Linked DNA regions of Homo sapiens: all the other regions are linked to region 1. The links are chromatin loops, found by intact Hi-C in ENCODE. Cell type or tissue: endothelial cell of umbilical vein. All regions are shown on one strand. Links, peaks and the distances in the headings refer to the core of each region. The heading gives the core; the rest is flanking DNA.

Region 1 (10,541 bases), core at 791-8,790:
GCAAGGCAGGAACAGAGCCCTCACTGAACCTGACCATGCTGTCAACTGCTGCCAGACTTCCACCTTCCAGAACTGTGGGAAAATAAACTTCTGTTGTTTAAATCACCCAGTCAGTGATATTTTGTGTCTCATTTCAATGTGTCAGTCTGAACAGACTAAGACAACTGGGTTGTAAGATATGTGAATATTCATACTTACAAGATAATGCAGACTTGTTTTCCAAAGAGGCTGTTCCAATTTACATGCCTTCTAACAGTATATAAAAGTTCCCATTGATGAATAAACTCTGTCATGTTTTAGTTTTTCCCTCAACTGTAAAAAATGGATGGATAGTTAATGGTATCTATTTGTGTGCTTAATTTGCATTTTCCTGATTACTAATGAGGTTGAAATCACTTCATATGTTTAGTGGCCATATGTATTTGAATCCTGTTAAAAAAAATCTCTCCATATGCTTTACTATTAGGTTGTTTTCTACTAGGTTCTATAGGTTGTTTTCTATTTATTATTTATTTTTGAGAGGGACTTTTTTTTTTAAAGACTTCAGTACATATTTTTATACCAATCCTTTATCAGTCATAAATGTTACAAATATATGCTCTAACTTTTCAGCTTTTCCTTTCACTTTCCTTAAGGTGTATTTTGAAGAACAGATCTTAATTTTAATGTAGTTAAATTTACCAATCCTTTATCTTATGGCTAGGACTTTTATGGGTCTTGTTTAAGAAATTCTTCCTATATGAATACCAGAGACAGGCATTTTATCTACGTATTTTTGATGTTTTTTAAAGTATTGTTTTTATCCTTCAATCTATGTGGGATTTTTAAATTCTATTTTTTGAATTGTCCTTCCTTTCCCTATTCATCTACCGTGCCATTAAAAGAAAAATACAATTGTTCACCACATAGTGATGTTTAGGTCAATGATGGACTGGGCGTGGTGGCTCATGCCTGTAATCCCAGCACTTTGGGAGGCCGAGGTGGGCGGATCATGAGGCCAGGAGATTGAGGCCATCCTGGCTAACATGGTAAAACCCCGTCTCTACTAAAAATACAAAAAAATTAGCCGGGCGTGGTGGTGGGCACCTCTAGTCCCAGCTACTCGGGAGGCCGAGGCAGGAGAATGGCGTGAACCCAGGAGGCGGAGCTTGCAGTGAGCCGAGATCGAGCCACTGCACTCCAGCCTGGACGACAGAGCAAGACTCTGTCTCAAAAAAAAAAAAAGTCTTGGTTATTCTTGGCCCTTTGCTCTTTCCTGTAACATGCTGTACAGGTTTGTAGCGTGGGAGCAATAGGCTATGCCATAAAGTCTAGGTGTGTGGTAGGCTATACCATCTAGGTCTGCGAAAGTACTCTATGATGTTCACACAACAACAAAATTACCTAATAATGAATATCTCAGAATGTATCACCATCATTAGGCAATGCATGACAGTGTATCACAGTTTCATAGTGTCTGGTAGTGTTTCTGGCTCTTGTTTCTATTTTGTCCACTCTGAACCATTGCTGTGCCATATTAATGGCTACATCTCTAGTTTAATTTTAATTTTTTTTTTTTTTTTGAGACAGAGTCTTGCTCTGTCACCCAGGCTGGAGTGCAGTGGCTCGATCTCAGCTCACTGCAAGCTCCGCCTCTCAGATTCGCGCCATTCTCCTGCCTCAGCCTCCCGAGTACCTGGGACTACAGGCGCCCACCACCACGCCTGGCTAAGTTTTTTTTTTTTTTTGTATTTTTAGTAGAGATGGGGTTTCACTGTGTTAGCCAGGAGGGTCTCCATCTCCTGACCTCGTGATCCGCCCACATCTCTAGTTTTAGAATTAGTTTTGAAACGTGGTAGAGCAGGTGCAATATTATGTTGTCTTAATTACCTTAGTTTTAGAATATATCCAGGGCAGCCTCTCCCTCTTGTCTACCATCTTTTTCTTCAAAAGTGTCTTGGTTAGGCCAGGCGGTGGCTCATGCCTGTAATCCCAGCACTCTGGGAGGCTGAGGAGGGTGGATCACGAGGTCAGGAAATCAGACCATCCTGGCTAACACGGTGAAACCCGGTCTCCACTAAAAATACAAAAAATTAGCCGGGCGTGGTGGCGGGCGCCTGTAGTCCCAGCTACTTGGGAGACTGAGGCAGGGGAATGGCGTGAACCTGGGAGGCAGAGCTTGCAGTGAGCCGAGATCGCGCCACTGCACTCCAGGCTGGGCGACAGAGCAAGACTCCGTCTCAAAAAAAAAAAAAAAAAAAAAGTCTTGGTTATTCTTGGCCCTTTGCTCTTTCCTGTACATTTTAGAATAAGTTTGTGAAACCTGATGGATTAGGTTGCATTGATTCTAAAGACGTACTGAGCTGAACTGATATTTTTGTGATATTCAGTTTTCCTATTCATAAACAAAAGCTATAATTCATCTTTCTTTATCTTTTTATTAATAACTTCCAATTTAATTTTGTTTTTTTCCAGAGAATATATCTATACAATACCTATTTTAAAAAATTAATTGTCTTACTTTATAGCCAAGTATGTTATCAAGTGGTCCAGGTGTACCTTAGAAGAATGTTTATCATTTAAATTTAGGACACAGAACTCTATAAGTCTGTTATGTAAAGCTTGCTAATTCTGATCTTTAACCTATATATAATTGATCTTTTTTTATTTGTTTGACCTAGCAACAATTGAGAGAGGAAGTTTAGTATCTTCTCAATGTAATGATGGAGTTGTTAGTTTCTCTCTGTAACTTTGTCAGTTTTTGTTTTACCACATACTGAGTTATTTTGAATCTAATTAGGTTATTACATGCTTAGAACTGTTAAAATTTTCTAGTGAATTGGACCTTTACCATTGTGTGTTGACTGTCTTCAACTCTAATGATGCTTTTGTCTTTTTTTTTTTTGAGGGAGTCTCACTCCGTCACCCAGGCTGGAGTGCAGCGGTACGATCTCGGCTCACTGCAACGTCTGCCTCTCGGGTTCAAGCAATTCTCCTGCCTCAGCCTCCCGAGTAGCTAGGATTACGGGCACGTGCCACCACGCCCAGCTAATTTTTTGTATTTTTAGTAGAGATGGGGTTTCACCGTGTTAGCCAGGATAGTCTCGATCTCCTGACCTCGTGATCCGCCCGCCTTGGCCTCCCAAAATGCTGGGATTACAGGCATGAGCCATTGTGCCCGGCCGATGCTTTTGTCTTAAAATCTATTTTGCTGAAATTAGTATAGCTACATCATAGTCACGTGTAGTGGTGTGTACCTGTAGACCCAGCTACTCACAGGCTGAGGTGGAAGGAGGGCTTGAGCCTAGGTGTTTGAGGCTGCAGTGAGCTATGATTGCACCACTGCACTCCAGCCTGGGCAACAGGGTTACCCTGTCTTGAAAAATAAATAAAAATAGACTGGTTATATTTCAGGACTATACATTCTTCCTAAAATGTGAATTTCCTCTTTTGTCTGGTTCTAAAGTGGAATAAATGATCCATTTCTTTGTTTGTTATCCTTACTAAACTCTACATCTTTTCAGGCATGGATCACGTTGTTTTCATATTTGACCTTCTAGTACCTACCTCATAGTTTATTTATTTAAAAGTAAATAAATAAAAATATATATAGCTACACTAGATTTCCCTTGATTAGCATTTTCTCACATATATTTTCCTCATATTTTTTTTTACTTTCAACCATTCCATATCTTTATGCTTGAGGTGTAACTCTTATAAACACATATAGCTAAATATTTAAACAATTTGATCTGTTTCTCTCTTTGCATTGGCAAGTCTAGTCCATTAGCATTTTCTATGTTGAGTATTTGGACTAATTTCTTACATTTAATTTTTGATTTTTATTTGGTTCACTTTTCTGTGTTCTTTTTAATTTTTAATTTTTGTATTTTTAGTGGAGATGTGGTTTCACCATGTTGTCCAGGCTGGTCTCAAACTCCTGACCTCAAGTGATCCACCCAACTTGGCCTCCCAAAATGCTGGGATTACAGATGTGAGCCACTGTGCCCAGCCCCTGTGTTGTCTCCATTCCTTATATTTGGCCTTTAAATGGGGTTATTGATTGATTGCATGTTCTTATTTTTCCTGTTTCTCTACTACTTAGGAAGCACATATTCCAATTTTAGTGTTTTAATTATAGCTCTTGATTTTATCATGCATTTTTTTCATATTTGTTAATCTATCAAAACAAACTATTCCTTTGCCCACATATTCATGTTTCACAGTTCAGGAACGTAGGCCAGTGACAAACTTCCATGGAACACAATCCCCAGAAATTCTTTACATTCCAATATCACTTTGCATTCCAAAAGATACCAACCTTTTTCATCTCTTCAAAATCATTTGTAGAATTATAATTTCTGCAGAAATCTATATATGCCTTATTTCATGGTTTAGCCACAACAAACTTATAGATAGTTGCAACTCCTAGGACACAACAAATGCTGCAACAGTATGAAATGGCAGATGCTTGGCCAAAAGGCCAAAAACCTTGAGGTTTCATCAAGGCACTGGAAGCTATGATAGTCATGGTATTGCATCATCCTCTGCAAGTTCCTTCCAGATGGACAGAGAAATAGGCATTGCTATTGCACCAGCTGCATGCAGGTGCAGAAGTTATTATGCATTTTTAATGCATTAACTCTGTTTAAAGAACGGCACCGATGATGTTAAAAGGACTTTAAAATGCTTTCACTTTGGTATTTCCCGTTCTGATTTATACACTGTTGTTCATTATTTCCCGTGGGTGGAGGAACTAGCCACATGATGTAAACACTATTAGTATTATATTTATAAGGCTAACACCCAGTATGTTTCAATTTGCTTACCTGTTTACCACTTTCTCTGTACACTATTTCTTCTTGTCTTTCTAGGACAAGACTTTATTCTAAGACCTTTTTTTTTTTTTTTTTTTTGAGATGGAGTCTCACTCTGTCACTAGGCTGGAGTGCAGTGGGGCGATCTTGGCTCACTGCAACCTCAGCCTCCTGGGTTCAAGCCATTCTCATGCCTCAGCCTCCTGAGTAGCTGGGACTACAGGTACACACCATGCCCAGCTAATTTTTTTTATTTTTTATTTTAGTAGAGACAGGGTTTCACCATGTTGACCAGGATGGTCTTGATCTCCTGACCTCATGATCCGCCCACCTCAGCCTCCCAAAGTGCTGGGATTACAGGCGTGAGCCACCATGCACAGCCTGTTCTAAGACTTTCTTCTGAAATCTTTTCACCTACTTGAAGTAAAGCTTTTTCTCTCTTTTTTTTTTAGAGCAGTTCCCTTGGTAGTCCACATTTTTAAAAACTGTGAAAGTGGTTTGCTTTCATTCATTCATTCATTTTTTTTTTTTTTTTAAGGGACAAGTTTTCGCTGTATTGCCTGGGCTCAAGGGAACCTCCCGCCCCAGCCTCCTGAGTAGCTGGAATTACATGCACATGCCACTGTGCCTGGCTTGATTTCATTTTTGAAAAACAGTTTTCCTGGATGTACAATTCTAAATTAGCAGTTATAATATCTTAGTACTTTCAAAACATTCTGCCATCTCTGGCTTCTTTTTTGCTTTGTTGTTTCTTTGTGGTCCTTTCTTTCTGGATGCTTCAAGATCTGTTTGTCTTTAGAGTCTGCTGTTCCATTGTGATGTATTTTAAGGTGGCTTTCTTTTTATGTATTCTGCTTGGGATAAATTGTTCTTCTTGGATCTATAGATTCGTGGTTTTGTTTTTTTTTTTTGGTTCGGGAAATTTACAGCCATTTGCTTTTTTTTTTTTTTTTTTGAGACAGAGTTTCTGTTGCCAGGCTGGAGTGCAGTGGTGTGATCTCAGCTCACTGCAACCTCTGCTCCCTGGGTTCAAGCAAGTCTCCCACCTCAGTCTCCTGAATAGCTGGGATTACAGACATGCACCACCATGCCTGGCTAATTTTTGTACTTTTAGTAGAGACAGGGTTTAGCCATGTTGGCCAAGCTGCTCTCGAACTCCTGACCTCGAGTGATCCACCTGCCTTGACCTCCCAGAGTGCTAGGATTACAGGCATCAGCCATTGCGCCCGGCCCATTTGCTCTTAATATTGCCTCTCCTGACCTTATTCTCCATGTCTCTTAAGCTTTCATATTTTCAATCTGCTATCCGTTTATGCTGCTGTCTGGATAAATTCTTTGGCCATAGCTTCAGCTCTCTAATTCTGACTTCAGCTGCTATCTGTTCTGTATATTGAATTTTAGATTTCAATAATTATATTCTTCATCTGTAGAAGTTCTATTTTATTTTCTTTCTTTTTCATATAAAAGGATTTTTAAAACAAATCTATTTTTTCTTATTTCTTATAAGCTTATTTTTGTAATTACATCCTTAAATTTTAAAAACATTTTCATACGAAGCTGATAAATGTAACATCTATAATTCTTAGTGGTCTGAATCTGTGTCTCTTCTTTCTTTCTTTCTTTTCTTTTCTTTTTTTTTTTTTTTTGAGACAGGGTTTCACTCTTGCCGAGGCTGGAGCGCAGTGGCATGATCTCGGCTCACTGTAGCCTGGACCTCCCAGGCTCAAGTGATCATCTCACCTCAGCCTCCTGAGTAGCTGAGACTACAGGCATGTGTCATCACGCCTGGCTAATTTTTGTAGAGATGAGCCTTCACCATGTTGCCCAGGTTGGTCTTGAACTCCTGAGCTTAAGTGATCCACCTGCCTTGGCCTCCCAAAGTGCTGGGATTACAGGCGTGAGCCACCTTGCCTGGCCTGAATCTATGTTTCTTGTTTTTATTTATTCTTATTCAGACTTTCAAGGCTATGAGTTCATTTCTTGGTTTTTGAGCGATAGTTGTTGAGGCCTAAATTGGGGAGGCTTTCCCCCAGAGACAGTTTGCTTCTCTTTCTTCTCTTGGATGGAGTCACTTTAGACTTTTTAGAAGACTTTGACTAAGAAAGGGTGGTCATGCTTAGCTTTACGACTTCTCTGCAGTTCTGAAGTTCTGATACCCACATCAGTGTTGCTAGAGAACTCTGGCCTCAGGGGCACCTCTCCTCTCCCTTCTTCCCTCCCTGCAAAGCTGGCTGCCTGCTACCCTGTTTTCAGCCCCCAGGTTCCCCCTCTCTGCAGGCTCAGCTCCTGGCCACCTCACCCTGGCAAGGACATTCCTTCCCAGGCTCCTGTGTGGTCCCTCCCTGATTCCTATCCATGAAGAGGTGTGTCTCCTCTCTACTGGCCTTGCACATTCCAGGACTAGCTCACAATTATCTGTTTGGTTGCGGGAGTAAGTGGTCCTTGCAGACTTCTCTTAGGTTTGTAAGATTAACAGTTTAGTTATCAGAGCTCATTCTTTTTTTAATTAATCAACATTACTGAGGTATAATTTATTTATTTTTTTAAGCATAAATATTTTTATTGTAAACTGAAACAATATGCAGTATAGAGTAGAATTAGGTTTGAGTTCTAGCTCAATCACTGACTAATATATATATTTTAAATTTTATTATTATTATACTTTAAGTTTTAGGGTACATGTGCACAACGTGCAGGTTTGTTACATATGTATACATGTGCCATGTTGGTGTGCTGCACCCATTAACTCGTCATTTAGCATTAGGTATATCTCCTAATGCTATCCCTCTCCCCTTCCCCCCACCCCACAACAGTCCCCAGTGTGTAATGTTCCCCTTCCTGTGTCCATGTATTCTCATTGTTCACTTCCCACTTATGAGTGAGAACATGCAGTGTTTGGTTTTTTTGTCCTTGCGATAGTTGGCTGAGAATCATGGTTTCCAGCTTCATCCATGTCCTTACAAAGGACATGAACTCACCATTTTTTATGGCTGCATAGTATTCCATGGGGTATATGTGCCACATTTTCTTAATCCAGTCTATCATTGTTGGACATTTGGGTTAGTTCCAAGTCTTTGCTATTGTGAATAGTGCCGCAATAAACATACTTGTGCATGTGTCTTTATAGCAGCATGATTTATAATCCTTTGGATATATACTGAGGTATAATTTATAATACAACAAACTGCCTCCATTTAAAGTGTATAGTTCAGGCTGGGCGTGGTGGTTTACACCTGTAATCCCAGCAATTTGGGAGGCCGAGACAGGCGGATTACCTGAGGTCAGGAGTTCAAGATCAGCCTGGCCAACATGGTGAAACCCCGTCTCCACTAAAAATACAAAAATTACTCAGGTGTGGTGGCACATGCCTATAATCCTAGCTACTTAGGAGATTGAGGCAGGAGAATCACTTGAACCCGGGAGGCGGAGGTTGCAGTGAGCTGAGATCGTGCTATTGCACTCCAGCTTGGGTGACAGAGTGAGACTCTGTCTCAAAAAAAAAAAAAAGTGTAGAGTTTAGTGAGTGTCGAGAAAGTCTTGGCCTATGTATCCACCACCACAGTCAAGACATGGAACATTTCCTCACTCCAAAAGTGCCATGGGCTCCTTTGTAGTACCCCATGTCATACCTGGCCATGGGCAACCACTGCTCTGCATTATGACAGACTAGTTTTCCTATTGTAGAATTTCATATAAATGGAATAATAAAATTTGAATTCTTTTTTTTTTTTACAACCAGCAGCTAGGAAACAACTTGAATTCTTTGTGTCTGCTCCTTTCACACAATACAATTGTAAAATTTATCAATGCATTGTGTCTATCAAATGGTTCATCGCTGAGTAATATTTTATTGTATGAATGTACTATAACTTGTTTTTCCACTCACTTGTTGATGAATACTTGATTTGTTTCAGATTTTCAACTGTTATGAATAACGCTCTTTGGAACGTTTGTGTAGAATTCTTTGTGAAGACGTATGTTTTCTTTCTTCTGGGGTAAATACCTAGGCATGGAATGGCTAAGTCATAGGACAGGGAGTGCTTAACTTTACAAGAAACTGTCAGATCAATGAGTTCAGTGTGATGGTGCGTGCCTGTAGTTTCAGCTACTTGGGAAGCTGAAACAGTAATATGGCTTGAGCTCTGGAGTTGGAAGCTGCAGTGAGCTATGATGGCACCACTGCACTCCACCCCGGGGCAACAGAACAAGACTCTGTCTCTAAAATAATACTAATAATAAACTGGTTGTAATATTTTACATTCTCACCAAAAGTGCATGAGAGTTTTGTACAGAACTCATTCTTGAGATTGAAAGGCATGGGCATCTGAACACGCCACACCAAAATATGCCACTTAAGCATGTTCATTATTTTGATCTGAAGGGAACTGAAAAACAGCAGATTCAGAAAGGGCTGTCTGCTCTTCCCATTTCTACCTAAAAGCAGGGCATAAATTTCCCATGAGAAAGGTTTTCCTAGGAAGGAGAGAACATTCTTATCACTGGAGATGGGAGGTCAATGCTGAGATATGTTTGCCAAGCAAAACTTCCTAAAGTAACCCTTATTTTTCATTAGTTTTCCCCATATACCCCCTAGTTACTTTCCCAGAACTTGCTACCCCTAGAATTCCATATCCTTTTCCTTTGCCTTGTCACTTCTCCAAAAATTTACAGCCCTTGGTTAAAATGGTATACAAGCCTTTGGGTCTAACTGCTTCTTTGGGGTTTTCACTTCTTGTCTGTGAGGTCCCTGATGCTATGTAAAATTGTTGACATCAAATAAAATTTGTATGATTTCTCCCGTTAATCATAATTTTTTTTTTGTCAATTTAATCTGTAGGTCTCAGTTTAAGAACCTAAGAGGGTAGAGGAGAAGTTTTCCTTTCCCTACAAGGTAAAAAATTAAAAAAAGTTTAGAGAATGATGGCTTTTGCCATGATTGTCACAAGGAGATTGCTGGGCTGGAGAGATGATATGGTGTCTGGAATCACAGTGTTGTATAGTATTCCTTTCTCTCTCTCTCCTGCTGGGCCAGACCCCAAGATTTGATTACCATGGGGCTTCTTGCTCATGTGTACTGTGCACTTGGATGCAACAAACCATTCACTTACAACCTTACATCACAATGTGGCTCTGATGGATCCTGGCCAGCACTTCCTAATCTCTGCTTTCTATCCCTGGGGAAACTGACTTCCTCCAACTTCAATTCCATTTCTCATTTATAGATGTTGCCTTTCATGTCAGAATCTTGCTCTAACTTCCAGCTTCTCTGACCAGATTTCATGCTCCTCTTCCTTTATTTGGCTTCTTTGGGTAATCCCTCCCTGGTTTCATCTCACCATAGGCCCTTTTATTGCAGTGCAGGCTGCACCCTCATCAAATTTCCCTCAGTCCTGTGATCAAGCCCCAGAAAAGCAGTCCCGAGCAGGCCACAGCACCACCCTCCAGCCTGAACACCGAGATGTATTCGAGGGCCTAGGCCTTATCTTTCACCCTAGAGACTTAGGAACATGCTATAGAAAGCAGCCATCAGAGTTGTCCAGATGACCACTGTAATTTTATCATGTGCTTTGCCAGCCTGCCTGTACTCCTTACTGCCATCTTGCTAGCACTGGCTATGCCACTGGGGGAGTTTGAAGGCCTCCTTCTCCTTGAAGGTGTGAAAGGAAAATAAAGTTATTAGAAAACTGCATTCAAGGACACCTGTCAGAGTCCTATAGCTGATTATAAAAAAAAAAAATCTTTTGA
Region 2 (10,541 bases), core at 1,221-9,220, 290 kb after region 1:
TACATCAAGAAGAACCAGGAGGCTATGGTGTTTGCAGCTTCTGGAGGGAGGGGCTGCTGTGGTTAACTGGCATAACTAACCCTGACTCTCCTGGCTTTCCCTCCCAGCCTGGTGCAGTGAGCAGGATGTCATAGTCAGCGGGGCTGAGGGGAAGCTGCACTTCCCAGAAAGCCTCCACCTATATTATGAGAGCAAGCAGTGAGTAACCCCCTTTGTACTCCTCCTCCTTACTCCCACCTCCGGTCTGGGCCCACCAATTGGACTGTGATAGTCGTTTTCTGTCTAGAAATAACGCCCTCTCCATGATCTGCCTACAGACGGTGTGTCTGGACCCTGCTGGTACCAGAGGAAATGCATGTGTTGCTCAGTTTTTCCCACCTAGATGTTGAGTCTTGTCACCACAGTTACCTGTCAATGTATTCTTTAGAAGACAGACCCATTGGTGAGTGGATTTTCACAGTGTCAAATGGAAACCAGTGCCAAGTGGGCTTAATGAGGCCTAGTTATCTTATGTCTGGCACTCAGCCATCTGTAAATGCCACACTTCTTGACTTCCGCTTTGAGACTCAGAATTGGGAGTGGGAAGGAACCAAATCTGAGCCTGGGTGATGGCTGCAAGGTCACAGGGCAATTTACTTGCCAAATCTGCTTCCCATCAAACCAGGCTTCCTAGGCCCATTTGCCAGACCTGGTGTCCATGAGGAATAAACTCTAGATATATTCCAGGGCCTCTCAGGATGTCCAGACAGCTCACTGCTTTCCTAGCTGTGAAAATGACCTTTCCCTGCCTCATCAAGCTAAGAAGGAAAATACAAATAGACAACCATGAGAAGGAGACAGGTTACTTACAAGAAACAGAAATGGAATGGTGTTTCTGTGGTTTCTCAGCTGGAGGTGATTTTGTACCCCCAACCCTCAGGACACATTTGGCAATGAATGAGAAGCATTTTTCAGTTGTCACAAGGGCAGGAATTGTCACTGGTAGAGGCCAGAAATGCTACCAAATATCCTACAAAAGATGCAGGATGGCAAGAACACAAAGAAGGTTCTGGCTCAAAATGTCAATTGTGACAAGACTGAGAAACTTTGGATTGGACAATCCTGAAATATCATGGCAAATTCAGTTCTTCTTAAATCATTGAATGGGAACTATTTTCTAGATTCTGAACAAAGAATCCTTTTTTCTCATCCTGCAGGAAAATTTTGTGGAGAAAGCCTCCCTTCATCCATTCTTATTGGCTCTAATTCTCTAAGGCTGAAATTCGTCTCTGATGCCACAGATAATGCAGCTGGGTTTAATCTTACCTATAAAGCTCTTAAACCAAACTACATTCCTGGTAAAACCATTTACTTTTAATCACATACTATCTCCACCTTCTGTAGAAGCTTAGGCCCCATAGGAATTAGGTGAGTGGCAGGGATCCCTCTCCCAAGGCCCAACTGACTCCACATGGGAGAGGGGCACAGGCCAACTAGAGAACAGGGGGCAGTCTCCCCCTCAACCCTGAGTTCACCCTGCTAGCTCGTAGTGATTGCCCCTCCAAGTGAGTCGAGAGGGCCTGATGAGTTCTGGAGAATCATGCACTACGTCTTTTCTTGTTCGCAGTGTCTGAAAATGCAATTGATATGCATCATTTTCAGGAGACAGGAGGGAGAGCAGTGAGAATTCTTCTTTATTTGAATGGTGCCATCTGTTTGGACTTTTTCTTACGTTTCAGATTCAGGTTGCAGTTACTTAACTGTCCTTTTTGAAGAAGGTCTCATACAGAGTCTAAACTATCCTGAAAACTACAGTGACAAGGCTAACTGTGACTGGATTTTTCAAGCCTCCAAACATCACCTAATTAAGGTATTGACTTTGGCTGTCCTTACGTAGCTATGGTAAATTCACAGAATAGCTAACATAAGCACCATGAGGTCAGAGGTTTTATCTGATTTATTCACTGCTGTGTTTTCAGTACCTAGAACCCAGCACCTGACACACAAAGCTGTCAATAAATACTTGCTGAATAATGGATCCGCCCAGTTTCCCCTGCAACTACACATTTTTTCCACTAGATGGCACTGTGCTCCTTACTTTAAAAAAAAAAAAAAAAAAAAAAAGTGCCGCTTTAATCTTTGTATTGAATTAGCCGGGCGCGGTGGCGGGCGCCTGTAATCCCAGCTACTCGGGAGGCTGGAGAATTGCTTGAACCCGGGAGATGGAGGTTGCAATGAGCCGAGATCGCGCCACTGCACTCCAGCCTGGGCTACAAGAGCGAAACTCTCAAAACACAAAACAAAACAAAACAAAACAAAAACTTTGTGTTGGTGACTTTTAGTCCATTCCAGAAACAAGCATGTCTTCCTTATTTATTAAACTGCTCACAAAACACATTGTAAGTTATAGATAACAAAATCAAGGTCAATCAGGCCAAAATCATCAAGCCTTTCAAGCAGAGAGGACAGAGCAAGCCTAGAGGAACCAGCGCAGAACAGGCTCAGGGAATCGCTGGTTTAAGAGGGTCTTAAGGTGTCCTGGAGTGGACAGTGGAAGGCAAGGTGGAAGTCACTGTATGGAGGCCTTTGAACGCCTGGAAATGGAGTTTATTCCACATTTGATTAGCAGTGTGTGGTTAGTTGTTTGTTCATTAAACACTAATGGACCATCTGCAGAGAGATATCATCAGGGAGGTAGAAGTAGGACTGCAGTCAGGGTGAGATTGGAATGAGGCATTTTCTCATAGATCTTTCTTTTAAAATAATAATTGAAAACAAGACAGTGTACGATGGAGAGAAAAGAGAGCAGAAAATAAAGGGGAGAGGAGTGAGGGATGATGAGACACCAGCGTTCTCACTTAAGAGATGGAAAGAACTCTGAGATGTGGGAGGAGAACCAAATTGGTGTGTTTTTATGACAGCCTGGAGAATGCAGCCTTTAACTTAAAACACAAACAAAACCAAAGAAAAAGATGTGACCAATCATTTGGATACCACACTAAGTTAGAACTTAAAGAGATGAGAACTGAGGTGTCCAGTCCCCACCCCACACCTCCATAAAAAAGGGAGAATAATTAGATGGGAAATTGAACAATTGAGAGGAGTTGGGATTGGTGGTATCTGAAATATCACGTGAAGTCAGATGTTAATGGCAGAAACAAGATCACACAGGTTTTATGAATGAGTGGGAAAAGATGATACAGAGGCAGTTGGTATAGATTTCTTTCTAAAAGTTCATCAAACCTAAACAGATTTGGGGCAAAAATTTCAGCAGAATTAAGGAAAATTTGTTAGTGGTGGAGGATAAAATTTAGGTTGTGAGCATGTTTCCAGGTGGAGGAAGAAGAGGAAATTTAGTTGAAAATCTGAAAATGCCAGAGCCAGAAGTGATTGAAAAATATCTCTTCAATAAGTAAAGTTTGAGTGTCGTGCATCAGTGAAGCGATGCTCTCATACTCTGCCAGTGACAGCATCATTTTGCAGAACTCGTGTAAGATAGTAATTTGGAAACTGGTGTTAAAAGTCATAGGAATATGCTCACCATTTGACTTGGAGAGAAAAGGGCCCCTTCCCAGAAAGTATCCCAGTAAGGGTTTAATAAATGTTTGAATGAATCCTATTTCTGATACAGGTCCCCCTCCCCACGCCTACCTTTACCATTAGTAATTATTTGCCTCCAGTTTTGTTTTATCCACACAATCCTTTCTGTTTCTTGCTCAGAGTCTGGGTCCCATTGAATCCCCATCAACTGTGTGTTAAAATTAGAGTTCCTATTTCATCAGCCCTCTCTCCCACCACTCTTCACTTCAAATTCAATTGGCTAGTGCTCACCAAACTGCTCCAAGATCACTCTTTATTGTTTCTTTGTTTCTCCTTCACACTGTTCCTTCTATCTAGATAGTTCCCCTCCCTTTTCCTGAAACAAAACAAGTGCCCCATGCAGGGAATGATACAAGAGAAGAAAAAAAGTAAATGCCTAAAGATATTCACTGCCAAGTTTTTAAGATAGCAAAAAATACAGGTCTCAAGGATAGAGATAAATGAAATATTATGCTGCCAATAAGCATCACAATTATAGAAACTATGAGAAAAGGTTTGTCATGATTTATTCTTGGTGACCCTAGGTTGATTCCAGGTGATCAACTTTCTTTTCTAGGTCATTACTCATCATAGCTTAATAATCTACTCAAGAATTTTGCTGAGGTTTACATTTAAGCTTAGTATCCAAAATCAGCTCTCTCTAACTCATACAAGGATTTCCTTTTTCATGCACATTCATGAGGCTCACTACATTTGACTCCGAGCCCACTTATGCAAATGCTTTCAGTAGCTCAGATGATACTTTGTTTTATATCAGCAATTAGACTCACTTACATCTGTGCCTTCTCAGAATTTTGCAGTGAGGCATGGAAATATAGTGGCAACAGGACAAAGCAGGTGAGAAGAGGAGCCAGCTATATCCCGCTGGGTAGAAAGACACGGTCTCCAAGGGGCACAACAAATTTCAGTCTTGATTCAGGAGAACTAGAGGTTCAAGATGAAACATCAGGAACCAGGTGAACAACACTAAGATGTCCAGAGAAGCAGTTTTGTGTATATGCAATTAGTTGAGTTGAGTGCCTAGTTGCTTCCAAGGAAAAAAATCCCCATGCGGTAGCTCTCCTAATCTCTTAGAGATGTTAGGAAGCTAAAATATTTGCACAGTTTCCTGCCCTTTGATTCAGGCCATATTTGGTAGCTATTTCAAAAAGTTAGAGCCTGTGATATAGAATCCTTCCCTTGGTAATCTGACCCACTCCTGAATACCCCATTAACTTTCTTATCTAAGGTCTTACTCCAGAACAAGTTGAGCAATCCAAATTTCTCTGCTGAATCAAAGTCAGGTAATTCATTCAGATTGTTTACTCTGGATGTAACTTCGTGTCTTCTCAGCTTTCATTTCAGAGTCTGGAAATAGAAGAAAGTGGAGACTGCACTTCCGACTATGTGACAGTGCACAGCGATGTAGAAAGGAAGAAGGAAATAGGTTTGTGTCCTCTGAGCCTCAGCTCGCTCTGGTTTGTGTTTGGACCCAGTCTTGAGATGGGAACGAAAAGGAGACAGATCAATCTTCCTCCATCTTCCTGCACCACCTCCACCCCTCCCTGTGGTCTCACCATCACTCCTTTGTCTTCTTCATTAGGGGCAGGAAGAGAAAAAGGGAGAATCAAAGAACCACTGAAACAGAAATGCAAAAGGCCCATGAGGAAACTAGGAGTCAGAAAGGGAAAGTTCCATTGAAACAAGTCCTGAGGCTAGAACCAGTTCCCTTAACATCATTGTGTGTGGGAGTGTTCAGGAGAGAAAACCAAATTGAAATGTCATGGGGTTAATTAAGGAGTGAGCTGCCTTTATTTAGAAAATGAATTGTGAAAAGCGTATTTCTCAACAATTACCTGAAGGATGATTTTCTTTTTTTCTTCTCTCCAATGCCATGGCTATCTGCTGGGTGCTTGACAATGTCATGCCTGGGCTGGCCTTCAACAAGCTCGGCTGTGTGGCTATGATGTCCCCACCCCTGTGCTGAGCCCCTCCAGCATCATGCTCATCAGCTTCCAATCAGATGAAAACGGGACCTGCAGGGGCTTTCAGGCTACAGTCTCCTTCATTCCTAAAGCAGGTAAGAAGATAGAGTTACCAACTCTTTGGTTCCCAGTTCTAATCCTTGTGATGTGAATTAGAGGTCTTTAGAGCCCAACACAGAGACAGTCGATTCTCACTATCTGCAGTAATTACATCCTATCAAGTCACCATGGACACTGAATAAGAGAATACTCAGCCATCCCTCCTAGGAAATGTACAAGGTTAGGTGCCTTCAAGGTACATTTTCATCAGCTGATCAGTACATAAACTTGTTTTATGTGTGTTTCTGTTTAAAGATATGTTATTTAATATATATTGCTGGTTCATTACAATGAATTCACGGCCATTAAATTCATGGCCAACAGCACTATGACTCATGTCTGAACAAAGCTTATCTAACACGTGTGTTTTCTATGTGAGGCACACCACAGAGTTTTGCACTTAGGAACACTAGACGGCACTTCAGCACTATGCTTGGGGCCATTTTAAAGGTTGAGGTCACCAATAAAAAGAACAGAAATGAAAAAAAAGTGCCACTAAATAGACCATGAAAAGGACATTTGTTTATAGGATGACGGCTGAAGCAAGAAGGCAAAATATTGCCTTGTTTTACCTCGTGTGGAAACGTGTGTCTAACAACATGTATTTTTTGTCACTCTTCACATGCCTATGAATGATCCTGAGGACAACATGAGTATCACTTTTGGAGCTATAAATAATTTTTAGTGAGTAGGTGAATTCACGTATAGGGAGTTCACAAAGAACGAGTGACTGTATGTCTGAATCCTGATGGCCAATCATTACTAGATGTGTAATCTTAAGAGTCACCTCAGACTCATTTTTTTCAACCCTACTAAGGGAAAACAATGCATCCCTAATAAGAATGTAGTGAGGATTAAATCAGATAAGATACACTTGGCCACAAGCAAGTGTGCAGTACATAACAGAGACATAGAAACATGAAATATCTTCACCAGTTCCAGGCCCTGGACATTCGAACTACCTAACCAGCTTCCTTACACATTCTCATACCCATGATTCTTCTTTCCAAACCCCACAAAGCCAATTATCTGCTTTCCAAGTTGTTCATTCTTTTTAGGTATTAAGCAGCTGCAGATGGCAAAGCCAGGTTATAGTTAAAATGCCCCACTCCTCATTTGAAATACCTATAGAGTCTAGCTGGCTGAGGTGCCCCAGAATTCTAACAATAGCTTCATAAATCATTTTCTGATAAATCTCCAACCCTGGCTGTCTTTGTGGAAACTGAGTAATTGTATCATACTTATACCCAGTATACCCAGATTTAAACATCTCCATATCAGAGGATGAATCAATGTTTCTGGAGACATGAGATGTGCCAAATGGAGAAACCAATGTTTCTGGTAAGCTGTTTTGGGGACCAATTGATACACACAGAGTATAATCCAGGGTTCAACCGGAGAAGCAGGTGATATGGATTTAATTCCATCTTCCTCCAAAATATACTAGAGTCCTAACCTCCAGTACCCCAGAATGTGACCTTATTTAGAGATAGGGTTGTTACAGAGTTAATCAGTTAAAATGAGGTTATTAGCCTGGGCCCTAATCCAGTATGACTAGTGTCCTTATTAAAAGGAGAAAATTGGAAGCAGAGAGACATACACACACAGGGAGAATATCGTGTAATGATGAAGGCAGAGGTTGGGGCAATACATTATCTACAGGCCAAGGGGCACCAGTGACTGTCAGTAAACCACCAGAAGCTAGAGGAGAGGCTTGGGGCAGACTCCTCGTCACAGCCCTCAGACAGAGCCATCCCTGCTGACACGTTGATCTTGGACTTCTAGCCTCCAGAACTATGAGACAATAAATTTCTGTTGTTCTAAGCCACCTAGTTTGTGGTACTTTGTCATGGCAACCCTAGCAAACGGATACACCAGAATTGGCTTACACAATTGTGGGGGCTGACTAAGCAGGTAAATCTACAGGCCAGGTGCTCAGAAAGGGAAAATCATAGAAACACCGGAATCCACAGCATGGGCTGAAGTTGTTCCTCACAGGCAGAATTTCTTCTCTCTTTTGGGGAAGCCTCAGCCCTGCTTTTAAGGGCCTTCAAACTAATCAAGTCAGGTTCACCCAGATTATTCAAGATGATCTTCTTTACCTAGAGTCAAATGATTAGGAATTTTAATTACTGCTGCAAAATTTCTTTACAGCAACAATTAGATTAGTGTCTGATTTAATAACTGTGGATTGTCACCTAGCTAAGCTGACATATCAAAAAAGCCATCACATGGAGCTTCATGGGATGTGGTCACTGTTCCTTTTGCTCAAAGCAACACTGGAATATTTCCAGTCACCAGAATAAATTCTCATCTCGAGTGAATAATTCAGTGGCAATGACTACTTTCTGTGCCAAATTGTGGTCTCATTCACAAGATCCCACCTCTGAAAAATAGCAAGTATACTACTATGTTCTAGTGCCAATGAGCATTGAGAAGTTCTGGGCTTTCCCTGTTCCTTGTTTGTCCATGACATCCATTGGCATATATAAGTGACATCTTGTTCCATGTGGAAAATACAGTGGTGAGGAGAGCAGGCAGAAGATGAGGTGGGGAAACTTTTATAGTTTGCCATTTTGCCATTTTGATTTATCAGGAGAAAAGTCAAATCCTTTATTTTTTATTTTTATTTTTATAAATTTTCGGACACATAGGACACAGAATAATAGAGAGAGTCGGGAATGAAAATTCATTTTCATAAGAAGGGATGAAAGCAGTTGGGGTCTCTTTGTTCTGGCTTCTTTGACAATGACCTCATGATGCAAAGAAGCCCCGGGTGGAAAAATTTTTGTAAAGTGTGGCTGCAGTGATTCCTTCTCTCGGCCACCAGGGGGTACATTCAGCAAAGCCATTGCCAAGCACAATATTTCCAAAGACCAAAAAAGAGAATATCATAGCAGTAGCACATTTGAGGAGGGTGTGAGAGGTTGAAGATGAATTTAATGTGTGCCTGTCAATTTACCTGTGGGATATCCAGCTGCAGATGTCCAGGAATTAAGAATCAAGCCTGGGATGGGGTGGTCTGGGAGGTAGCAGATAAAGGTGAGAGTTGCAACCCAAAAGAAGCCTATTTTTAGAGGAAAAAGAGAAAAGGGAAGACCAAAGAAAAAGGCTGAAAGGAGCCAGGCATAAGGGGAGGAGGAGAACCAGGACAGACATGGGAGCTGTGGAGAGAGAGATTAGGTTTTGCTGTGGACTGAATGTTTGCGCTCCCACCAAATTCATGTGTTGAAGCTTAATCTCCATTGTGATGATATTTGGAGTGGGTCCTTGGGGAGATAATTAGGTTCTGAGGGTGGAGCCCTCATCGATGGGATTAGTACCTTTATAAGAAGAGACGCACAAGAGCTTGCTTCCTCTCTTTCTACTCTCCCCTTTGTGAGGATAAAACAAGAAGACAGACATCTGCAAACCAGGAAGGGGGCCCTCACCAGACACTGGATCTGCCAATACCCTGATCTTGGACTTGGCAGTCTCCAGAACTTTGTGAAATAAATTTCTTGTTTAAATCACCCAGTCAATGGTATATTTGTTATATCAGCCCAAGCAAAGACAGGGGAAAGAGGTGTCAATGATGAAAAATGCTGGACAGAATCTAGTAACATAACAATGGGAAAAGAGGCCTTTGGATTTGGCCACTGGGATGTTGTAGGTAACCTCAGTGAGTCAGAATTCCACAGTCTGATTGCTAAAGATAGAGAGTGAATGGGAGGTGAGAAAGAGGCTCCCTGGAGGTAGATTTCACTTTCATAAAGAAAGGTCCCCAAGTGTTGTTCTGAGCCTCTGGCCTCTGTTGCCTGAAGCTCTCAGGCTTCAGGAGTCATAGAGTCATAGAAGCAGTTCCGATACACTAGCATAATCCCAGTAAGAATTTATTTCTCAGCCTTAGCCTTCAATTTTCTCAAAATTATGTCTTAGGCTTTATTATTATTATTATTATTATTATTATTATTATTTCCACAGCCATCACTTCTTATAAATAATGTTTTGGGTAACATCATATTTTTTTGACAATTTGCGCAGAAATATCACATACCTTTTAAGCTACATGGTGGAATCACCTTTCTTTTCATCTGTATGAATAACATGCCCTGAAATATATCCCCTGAAAATATATTCTTTTTTTTTGCGGGGTTGGGGTCCGGGGGTGGATCTTTATGAACTTAACAACAGAGATTCCTTGCCTTTAAGGTAGAAAGAAGTCCAAAAAACTATAGCAGCTTAGAATCCCCACCTTTGCATCAGAAGCATGCCAGGAGTATGGTATGTTTCTCTCCAGGAATTCTAAGGAGTGCAGCAGATGCGGGCAACGATTCCTGCTGGGTGAGCTCTCCAGCTGCCATCTTTCTGCTCTCCACAGGACACTTGGGGGCTGGGAGTGTCACTTTGTGGTTTGATGAAACAGCCTCTGGGTGAAGCTGCTGTGACAACTTATTTAAAATCTTCAGGATGCTCAGGGATACACTATAGACAATTTTAAGAACTTTCTTTTCAGAATTGAATGGTCTGTTCTAAAAAAAGCTTTCTGTGAATTTTCAGAAATGTTCTACTCTCTGATACGAAGTAAGGGAAAGGGCTCTCCTTTCTTAGTTTCAGGATTTTGATTTCCTTTCTTCCTGCAGATTCTTTATAGATTGGGATCAGGCTCAGTATAGACAAATTAATTTGTGAGAATGAGAATGAGTGCTTCTTTTTCTCTGTTGTTTTTAATAATTTTAAAAATGTGTATTTAACAACAAATGTCTGTCGTTTTTAATAATTTAAAATAGGTAGTACTTGCTTGTTCATCATGAGAGAATGGCAGCTAACATACATTAAGCGATAATTACTGTTATGGGTACTCTACACTCATTTTTAAATCAAAACTTATGTAAGATTGATAATAGCATTAATGTACAA
Region 3 (10,541 bases), core at 1,508-9,507, 84 kb after region 1:
GGACGGCCACGTAAGGACACAGTGAGAAGATGGCCATCTGCTAGCCGAGAAAAGTAGCTCATAGCAGTTTGAAGAATGGGATGTATGCAAAGTTTATCAGGCCCAGACAGACATGAGTGAGTCTTCAGTCATGCCCCTCACACCCATGTCAGGAATTAATCATTTAAAGGCAAGGTTATCATCAATAGCAATAAATGTCTTTGCCACACTGCTATTAATTGCAGATGAGGAAATGGGGTCACTCAAGTAAATTCTTCAGGGCCACATTTTTTTTTTTTTTTTTTTTTTTGAGATGGAGTCTCGCTCTGTTGCCCAGGCTGGAGTGCAGTGGTGCAATCTTGGCTCACTGCAAGCTCTGCCTCCTGGGTTCATGCCATTCTCCTGCCTCAGCCTCCCCAGTACCTGGGACTACAGGTGCCCACCACCATGCCCAGCTAATTTTTTTGTATTTTCAGTAGAGACAGGGTTTCACCGTGTTAGCCAGGATGGTCTCGATCTCCTGACCTCATGATCCACCTGCCTCGGCCTCCCAAAGTGCTGGGATTACAGGCGTGAGCCACCACACCTGGCCCAGGACCACATAATTTATTAATGGTATGTGAAACTTATTGTCTGTCATAATTATTTCCAAAGAATATAATAAAAAACCTATACTTTGTTTGAATGTCTCATGTGGTAAAAAGCCAGCAAAGATGTCTCAAATGCTTATCCTAATGAAATGTAACCAGAATGGAGGATTAACAAGGTGGCTCCCAAGAACTTGTTAAGAAGGGAAAGACTGTCATTTGGGAGTTTAACTAATTAAATCCATACTTTGTGGATTAATAACTTGACCATAGATTATACATTGGTGTGATTTTCATTGCCACTGACCTAACATCTCTATCAAAGCCCCCCACCCTTCCCTGTGCCTACGATTACACTCTGTAGGTCACGTCTTTATTTTTATTTTGAAAATATAGCATACATACAAAAAAGTATATGAAAACATGTATGTATAACTTAAGGAGCAATAATTAATATTCATGTACCTACTAATGGACCAAGTGTTTGAACTTTACATACCCCAGAATCTCTGGATATATTCTTGCTGGATTGCATGCCAATCATTCATTTCCAGAAGAAATTACTATCCAGAACTTATGTTAATAACTCCCTTAGTTTTCTTTATTGTTTTTACCACCTAGTAACATGTCCCTAAATAATAGAGTGCTTAGTTTTGCCTGTTTTTAATCTTTATATAAAGGCATTTATTCTGCATATGCTCTTCCTTGGCTTGTTTTTTAGTTTAGCATTGTTTTTGAAATTCATCCATATGGATGTAGGTAGCTGTAGTTTAATTTTCATTGCTTTGTAGTATTCCATTTTATGAATGTACCATAACTTATTAATAAATTCTACCTTGAGGGAAAAAAAATTAAGGCAGGGTTATATGCTCATCAATGAAATAACCCCAGAGGAGTGATTGATAATGCCACCACAAGTTGAACAATGTGACCCCGACCCATTATCTTCATGTTTCTGGAATTTGTGATGCAAAGAACAATGTATAGTCAATTAGTAGCTTATAGTATTTTAACACAAATTTTTAGTAAACAACTTAGGAACTGCCCCTTCTTCTTTCCTTTAAAAACCCATGTATAGTCAAGCATGGTGGCTCATGCCTGTAATCCCAGCACTTTGGGAGGCCAAAGTGGGAGGATCCCTTCAGGCCAAGAGTTTGAGATGAGACTGGGTAACATAGGGAGACCTCGTTTCCACAAAAACAAACAAGAAGCAAACCAACAAAAAACTCCACATTTGAATGCTGTTAGCCAGAACACATATACAAGGCAACTTGAATCTGTGTTTTCTGGGTTACAGTCCTCAAACTTGGCCCCAAATAAACTCTCTGCTTATATTTACTTTGCCTCAGTTTCTTCCTTTAGGTCAACAAAGCCAATGAAAAAGGCCTCAGGAGAAACAAAATCTATTGATACTTTAATCTTGGGCTTCTAGCATCCAGAACTATGAGAAATAAATTTCTGTTTAAGCCACCAGTCTGTGATATTTTGCTATGACAGCCATAGCAAACTAATTTAGCCTGTGACATGTGAAGGCTGGGGTTAAATTCTGCAGCCAACTTCTTCACATAAGGAGCCTTTTGGGTTTCTGAAGTCCCTTGATTTGCTCACTGCTAACAGCTAACAGGCGTGTCCTTTCCCTTGCATAGTTACAACTGGCCATGCTCCCAGTATCTATTTTCTTTTTCTTTTTTTTTTGAGACAGAGTCTGACCCTGTTGCCCAGGCTGGAGTGCAGTGGCACCATCCCAGCTCACTGCAGCCTTGACCTCCCAGGCTCAAGCAATCCTCCTCCTGCATAGCTGGAACTACAGGCATGCATCACCACACCCAGTTGATTTTTTAATTTTTTGTAGAGACAGAGTCTCTCTATGTTGCCCAAGTTGGTCTTGAACTCCTGGGCTCAAGCAGTCCTCCCACCTTGGCTTCCTAAAGTGCTAGTATTATAGGTATGAGCCACCATGCCCAGCCCTAATGCCTATTACTATACTTTTATATCTTCTTGGGAAAAGGGGCATCTGAAAGAGGTCAGAATTAATTAAGTGAAGGCATTACTTGACATTTCTTCACTGGGCTGTTTCCACCTATTTCCCAACTCAAATTACATATAGACACATTATTCAAACTAACTCACCAAAAGCTTGTGCAATAAGGACAACAGCACAATGTAGCCCAAATAATACAGTGCAGAAATAGAGAAATTCCTTCAATTTAAATAACAGGAATGCTTTGATTGAGATGGCCTTCAACATTCCCCTCAGCTTAAGTAAAATTAAGACAGGTGTTTTTTTTTTTTTTTTTCCTGACTCTAGGTCCCTGACCTCCCTTTTCTTAAATCACTGGAGAAAACTTGTAATTGCAAATTTTTTCTCTGCCTCCTTTGAAATGTATGTAAATCTGCTTAGAAGCCTCTTACTAGTTTTAAATGTAAACATCAAAAGAAATAGCTCCTTATCTTCCAGTCTCCATGGGAGGGTAGGAGCCTAACTTCAGTAGACATTTTGCTCCAAGTTATACAAGTACCTCCTGTTATAAGCAGAGAAAGTTTGCTTTGGGTTCAGCCAATTAGTGAACACCACTGTCTTATGATTCCCTCTACTCCAGCTGTTAAACTCTCGCCAGGCTTTTGTTTCAGCTGAGTTGAGTTTAATCTCTGTCCCTTGTTGCAATAGTCTTGAATAAAGTATCTCTTCCTGTTCAACTTTGCCCAGTGCAACTTTTATTTTGACAGCTCTTTCAATATCAATTCATATAGAATGAAAACTCTAGGGACCCAAACTACCAAACCCATATAACTTACCATCTACATTAAGATGACTTTATCATTTCACTGTTTTCATTAACATAACTTTGCTATTTCAGGAGACTCCTGACCAGGCTCAAGGCAAATAACTTGGTTGTTCATTACAGTAATGAACTGTTGAGAAGACCTAGCAAGTCTTTAGTGGGGATCATCAACAGAAAATTTACACACAAACTCTCCCAACCCCTCCTTTTAAAAATGACACATACCATGGTGAGTGTTTGAGTATTCTGGAATCTGCCAGTCACTCAAGGTCTGATCCAAGAAACTGGAGCAATGTGACTTCCACAGTATTCTGTTGATCAGGCAGGATGGAGTTCTTTTTTGTTAAAGGTTTTTCTAAGGTTTTAACAAAGGGTCTTACAAACCACTCCCTGAATTTGATCTTTGCCCCCAAACCATTTCTTTCTTTCAAAATCATTCACTGGAAGAGACTGGGAATGACGGACATATTTATTTTGAATATAGCAAGTTCCGGATCCTTTACATTTTCTCCATATTCTGTTAAAAAACTGAATAGTTTGTTCTTTAGCTTATTTTTCTCTACTAGTATTTTATTATATGCAGCTAAAAGAAATCAGCTCTTATGATATTCTGCCTGGGAATATCCTTAGTCAGATCTGCCATTTTATTGATATATTTTTTTATTTTCTACATTGCTGCAGTGATGATTTTGTTAACTGTTTGGCCAAGGCATCTTTTGGGTGTTCTTTAATCCAGCATCTGATAACATTTTCCTCACTGTCTGCAAGTTCTATATCAACCGTCTCCTTGAAGCTCTTCAAACTTTCATCAGCAATATCCTCAAGATGCTTGCTGATTCTGTCCTTTCTCCCATCCCAAAGCCAATGTCTACTTTTAGTTTTTTCTTATGGTTGCATTGTTGACGTGACATTTGAATTAAGTAGTGAAGGATGAGTGTTATTTGTATAGAGACTATATTTGGTGCATGTCTCTCTTTCTTTCTCTGTGTGCGTGTGTGTGTGTGTGTGTGTATGTGTGTGTGTGTGTTGGGCTGTTACTTTCTAGCAGTTTCTGCCAAGACACTGTGAGAGTGAGAATGGCCAGTTTGAGGAAAAAAAGCCATTTAATCTTTAACCAACAATGTTTGTTGAATGATTTTTATGTACTAGGCACTGTGCCAGGTGCTGGGAACACAAAGATAAGCAAGATAGTCTAATGAGAGAGAGGATTATTAGATAAATACATAACGAAACATAATTATAATTGTGATAACTGTTATAAAGAAAAAACACAAAATACCTTGAGATTATAATAGGAAGAACTTATCTAACCTGGAGGGGTGGCAGGGAGAGGAGTGGTGCTGAGGACAGAGAAGGCCTCCCTGAGAAAGTAACACTTAAATGGAGTCTTAAAGGATGATGGGAGTTAGCCAGGCCCAGCTGTGGAGGAGGGAGCAGTTCATCTGGAAGGAATAAAGTGTTTGAAGGTATGAATATGAAGGAGCTTGATGCCACTTCAGGAACGGGAGAGGGCTGGAGAGGGAGAGGGAGGAGTAGGGTGGAGCGATAAGCTGAAGGCAGACTGTGCAAAGCCTTGTAGGTACAATAAGAACTTTGAACTTCACCTACTAGCAATAGGTGGCCAGGGAAAGGTTTAACACTGAGTAGTCACATGGCCAAATTTGTATTTTAAAACATCATTCTGGCTGCTGAGAAGATAATAGACAAGGCAGTGGCAATTGCTGTGGCCCAGCTGAGAGTAGGACTTTCACCTTAGCTTAGCTTGGACTAAGCCTTCCCTTCCAGTGTTCCTTACCTCGACAAATGGAACCCCCATCCACTCTCTGCTCCAACAAGAAAGGTGGGCTTATCCCTGACACCTCTGCAGTGGAAAGGCAGCAATGTGAAAGTTTATACCCATATTTAAGAAATCAAATTGACAGGACTTGGTAAGGATTATATGTGGGGAGAGGGTAGGAGAAAGGTGTCAGGGATAAGCCTACCTTTCTGGTTGGAGGAGAGAGTGGATGGGGGTTCCATTTGTTGAGATATGGATTGCTGGAAGAGAGGGCTTTTGGGGGTGAAATCCAGTTTTGAATGACTAAGGTGTCAGATGCCTGCATGAAATCAGTCAAATAGATAGCTGGGGTATATAGGTCAGGCTCAAAACGGAGGTCTGAATTGTGGGGACAGAGTTAGAAAGCAATACCTAGAGAGGGCTGCCTGATCCAGGGAGGATCTTCTTAAGCTGGAGAGATTGCAGAATGTTTGAAGTCCCATGAAAAAAATCCAATAGAGGAGAGAGATTGAATCAGTGTGGCACAGGCCCTGTGCTGATGTGGTTTGTATCTGAGGAAGAGACAGACACAAATGGATGTAGTATGTGCAAACCAGAGGGAAGAGTAGAGACCCATGATGTTACAGGGCTTCCAGAGACCAAGCAGTTCAAATTAAGAGACCAGGGGACAGGGTAGCAAGGACAAAGGAAGTGGATCTAAGAAGAAGCTTGAGGGTGAAGCCTCCAAGCCCTAGATGAATAAAAACTCCAGGAAATAGTTGGCGCTTTATGCCAAAAGATAGACTAAATTCTTACTGCCATCTAATGGCTACAGTGTGTAATTGCTATACTCTCACGGCTGAAAGTCCAGGGAATTAAACTTGCTTATGGTTTACCAACATTTATCTCTATAGGCATGGTGGCTCATGCCTATGATCCCAGCACTTTTGGAGGTTGAGGCAGGAGGATCTCTTGAGCCCAGGAGTTCCAGACCAGCTTGGGCAACATAGGGAGACCCCGTCCCTTAAAAAAATAGCCAGTATTTATTGAATACTCTATACCTTACTAAGTCCCTTACGTGTATGAACTCATTTAATCTTCACAACAATACCATTTGACAAAGGAGCTGAAAGATACTAAATAATTTGTCCAAATATTCAAAATTATTTTGTGACAGGGTAGGACTAGAACACAGATTTCTTGGACTTCAGAGTTTGTGCTTTTGACTAGTAGGTGTATTCTACTGTCTCTCATGTGATAAAAGAACAGGAACTGAAAGTACCCCCATGTTGGGCTTAAGTGCCCCAGGCATTGCGTTAGTGACTGTGCACTAAGATCTTGTCTCCAATATGTAGCTCAGGCTCAAACAGCCTTACAGAGGTGGCCAGATTGGGTAGACTGTATGCCTGGAATAATAGGTCTTAAGCAGAGATTGTGGGCAGAGTTGTTCAAATCAATACTGGATGTTCTTGGAGGTCTGACACACTGCCTGAGATCATCACGTGTCCTTGTGCAACTCTTTTGGCATCCAAAGAATCCATCCCATCAGCGTATGCAATTTGGGCATAAGATACAACCACTTCTGGGAAGTACATAAGGGCAATTCTTTTTAGAAAGTTCGTGTTTCCCCTATCTTTTGGCTTCTCAGACAGGCCTTTATAAAGGTGGGGAAAATCAGGCGTTTATTACGAATGAAAATTTGTTCAGTCTCTGTGATTATTGTTGCCAAATATTACCTGCTTTTTGCTAACATTGTAGCCTTTGCTAAAAAACTCTATGGACTGCTGATACTTGGTAGTTTATAGAATTTCAAGTCACTGTTTCAAAAGAAAATTGTAGTAAATCTATTTTTGGTGTTAGGGCCAGATGTCATTATAAGGATGTCTGGACAAGAGGCTGGAAGTCCTTGTAGGTCAGGATGGCCGAAAGTAGCAGAAATATGAAGAGCAGAGCACAGATGCTCCCACTTTCATAATTGTAAACTTGTCTCTTGGTCTATTGCTTTGCTTTGTGTTTCATTCAGATAAAGCTATTCAATGACCATCTTTTAGTGCGGTTTTGTTTAGAATAGTTGTCCTGAGAGTTGGTTTTGGGGCCTCTGGGAGACCCTGAGACACTTTTATGAGTACTGTGAGATCAAAATTATTTTCATAGTAATTTAAAAATATTATTTGCCTTTTATCTCTCATTTGCCCAAGAATGTACAGTAGTCTTCCAGAAGCTACATGATGCATTATATCACAACAGATTGAATGCAGAAACAGAATTCAGCTGTGTTCTAAGCCAGATATTAAAGAGATTTGCAAAAATGTAAAACAATAACATCCTTTTAAATATCTTTGATCAAAATTGTTATTTCTGTCAACATGTAACGGAGTTATTATTATTTTTGAATGAGTTAAATAAATGTTTTTAAATGTCTTAGTTTTAATATTGAATATAGTAAATATGAATTGCTATAATCTTCATAAACAAAAACTCTTTGGGGTTTTCTAGAAATTTTAGAAGTATAAAGGAGTCTTGAGACCAAAAAGTTTCAGAATGTTGGCTGGGAGAATTCACTATAGTCAATTTCTCAATGACTTTGAGAGGAAGGATGTATGTCCTGATTCCCCCCACCTCAGGAAACAAGAGGCAGCAGGAAATACATGTATTTACGGGTCCCTGGTCTCCTTGTGTCAAACATCGCTCTCTGCATGGTTGATCTGTTTCCTTGGTAACCTAACTGTAGCTGTCACCTGTGGCCTATTAACAGCCTCCCCTGGCCAGTTGGATTCTACAGGGCAATGACTGGGAATAATTAGGAAACTTGGTAAGGAAGTTTCCTCCAGCAGGAAATTGGTTCCTCTGGAACTTGTTAGGCATTAACTCTACAGCCAAGACCGTGAAAACATTTACTGAAATTAGCGATAGTGTGCAGATCCTGTGGGAGCACTTACTCAGGGCAAATACAGTCAGGAATCAGGGACTATGAGTTTATTCTTAAAGGCTTAGGTGTTAGCTTTAAGCTATAAGGGAGCAATTAGGTTAAAATGACTCCTGAGTTTCAAACGGAGTCACACTTTTAAGCTTCTCCCTGGGGTTTTAAACATTGGTCTAGAGCAGGGGTGTGAGATGTAATTAAAGTCTACTTTAAATCCAGATGTTTCCCTTCACGGAGCCCCTTTGCCACCACAGACTTCAGTAATAGTTACAAAATCTTGCTGAACCTAGAGAAGTTGACCAAACTTAAGACAGCCTCAGCCAAGTGTGAATTTTTGATAGCTTGATCAGTCTCAACTCAATAAAAAGCAATACATTTTTCCCTGGATAACATGTGGAAGCTTTAAGATTTGTCCAATATAAGCACATGAATCTGAAGTAAAAATAAAACAAAACAAATCTACAAGAAAAACACCGTCATGTTTTCCCTGAAGAAAAATAAAAGCCAAGGATTCGACAGAGTGAAAGGAAAGAACAAGGGGCCCAGCCCAGAGGTCTCTACCTCGGGTGGGTTCCCTGCAGCCCGTGGAACCCCAGGTCTGTGAGAGGCCAGCCCCTCACAGAGAGTGACACATCTGACAGATAAATGGCAGCGCCATCATCTCCTCCTCCTATCATTCAAATGCTCTGCAGATGACCTGAAATGGAAAGCAGTTTCAGTTTGACACAAAAGATCAACACATCACAGTAGGAAGAGCATGAGCAGAGAGGGAGAACATTTCAGTGTGAAAATTTTGTAACAAAAGAAGAAAAATATAGAAGCATGAAAATATAATGAATAATGATTTGAGTGTCTACTATGAGCTGGGCACTCTGCTGAGCTCTTTGTGCTTTCTCATTTAATGCTCTTAACAGCCCTGTAGCAGAGGCACTACTATTACCTTCATTTTACTCATGAAGAAACCTAGCTGGGAAGGCTCAAATGCATTGTCCAAAGCTAAGTGGCAGAAGAGGCAATAGACTACCTTTCCCTTTAACTCCAGGTTCTAAGTTTTGACCGTATCCCAGGCACAGCATGTCCCTTTTCTTCTTCATTCAACTCACACTTACCAAGGGGTCACTCCATGCTAGACTTGAAAATAAGGAACCAAAACAGACATTGTTCCTGCCCATATGGGGCTTATAGTAGACGGCAAAATACATACATAAAATAATTACATAAATCAGCGCATCATCACAAGCCAATAAGTGTTTGGAGGAATATGTAAAGCAAACCAATAAGACTATCTATCTATCTATCTATCTATCTATCTATCTATCTATCATCTATCTATTGATCTATCTACCTTGATCTAGGCTGGACAGGTTAAGAAATACATCTCCAAGAAAGTGATATTTACATTTAAATCTGAATTTTAAATAGGAATTAACCAGGGAGTTTGTAGAGAGTAGGTGGCAGAGAGAGCCATGGGCAGAAACAACAAAGCCTCTGTAGCAAAAAGAAATCTCAGACAAAGAACTCAAAGAAGTATGAGAAGTATTAATATCATAACTGAGGAGGTGTTAAGTTTAGACATATAGTGCTCACTTCGGGAGCACATGTACTAAAATTGGATACAGAGAAGATCAGCATGGCCCATGTGCAAGGATTGGATATAGAAAACTTTAATACTTCATTAAGGATGCAATTGAAAAATCTCTTGCTATATTTTGATTTTGATTTTTTGTTTGTTTTGAACTTTTTGGCTGTTTTTCTCATGTGAGAAATGTTTCATATATAGATGACAGAGGATAATGTAATACATTTCCATGTAACTACTACTAACTTAAATATAATACTATAATTGGATAATGCTTTTAAATAATATGAACTTGATTATAATTGAAGTCTCTCGTATACATCTAATGACATCAAAAAGTTTTAAGCCAAGAGCAGACATGAACAGATTTGCATTTTGAAAAGATCTTTGAGAAGTTGCAGTGTAGGCAATGGGAAACAGACATTGATACGGGGATTCCAGTTAGCTGACTATTGAGGCTGTCCAGGTAAGAGGTATGATGGGCTGAACTGTGGTGGTTACAAAAGAGACAGATAGACTGGGGAGGTATTGGGATGAAACTGGCATGACCATTAGTGATGGATTGGTTAAGGGGAGTGAGAGGGTGCCATGGGGGCTGAAGATAACTTCTGAAATAATCTCTTATGGAGTGAAACAGTATTTCTAGGGGTAAAAGTATCTATCCTTAGTGATTATCTCAAGAATTAAGAAAAAAGTACAACCAAATTAAAATAGAAACACAATTTCAAAGAATTTTAAAATTACAATTAAGGAATTTTAATTTTAAGAATGTTAAATGTTAAATATTTTAGATTGATTTATATAATTAATCAATACATCTATTCACTATATCCTTTTCCCTCAACAAGATTAAAACTTCAGGTCAGGCCTGGTGGCTCACGCCTGTAATCCCAACACTTTGGAAGGCCAAGGCGGGCGGGTCATCTGAGATGAG

What was found. Hi-C counts contacts between places; a loop is a spot of excess contacts. Peaks named below come from ENCODE experiments on the same cell type or tissue, not always from the same donor. Only the 100,000 strongest peaks of a DNase experiment are listed, where the experiment ranks them.
Region 2: a loop joins it to region 1, with 13 times the contacts of the local background. A loop is called at or near these places in 12 of 110 quality-filtered maps.
Region 3: it touches region 1 in a loop (4-fold over the local background); 102 of 110 quality-filtered maps call a loop at or near these places.

Annotation. Positions count from the first base shown.
Region 1 is chr11:7,971,441-7,981,981 of GRCh38, reverse strand. It overlaps the pseudogene COX6CP5. Among named protein-coding and RNA genes, the nearest start is that of EIF3F, 11 kb to the left of the region's middle. In endothelial cell of umbilical vein, for the core only: no CTCF peak of the experiment used is centred there; DNase peaks (open chromatin) are centred at 4,131 and 4,401; H3K27ac peaks cover 2,835 bases.
Region 2 is chr11:7,686,366-7,696,906 of GRCh38, reverse strand. It overlaps OVCH2 (ovochymase 2), which reads left to right. Exons shown (of 16, transcript NM_198185.7): 9 at 108-198; 10 at 318-442; 11 at 1,197-1,337; 12 at 1,719-1,849; 13 at 4,912-5,005; 14 at 5,507-5,638; 15 at 6,894-6,983; 16 at 7,305-7,470. The coding sequence ends at 6,952. LOC105376533 (a long non-coding RNA gene) reads right to left here. Exons shown (of 11, transcript XR_007062576.1): 3 at 5,415-5,629; 4 at 4,354-4,926. Among named protein-coding and RNA genes, the nearest start is that of OVCH2, 15 kb to the left of the region's middle. RefSeq lists an enhancer at 4,694-5,893. In endothelial cell of umbilical vein, for the core only: CTCF peaks have their summits at 2,041 (motif pointing right) and 8,477 (motif pointing right); a DNase peak (open chromatin) is centred at 2,036; H3K27me3 peaks cover 4,342 bases.
Region 3 is chr11:7,888,346-7,898,886 of GRCh38, reverse strand. The region is part of intron 1 of LOC283299 (a long non-coding RNA gene); the gene reads left to right. It also overlaps the pseudogene RNU6-943P. Among named protein-coding and RNA genes, the nearest start is that of OR10A6, 38 kb to the left of the region's middle. In endothelial cell of umbilical vein, for the core only: a CTCF peak has its summit at 5,949 (motif pointing left); DNase peaks (open chromatin) are centred at 4,466 and 5,916; H3K27me3 peaks cover 1,205 bases.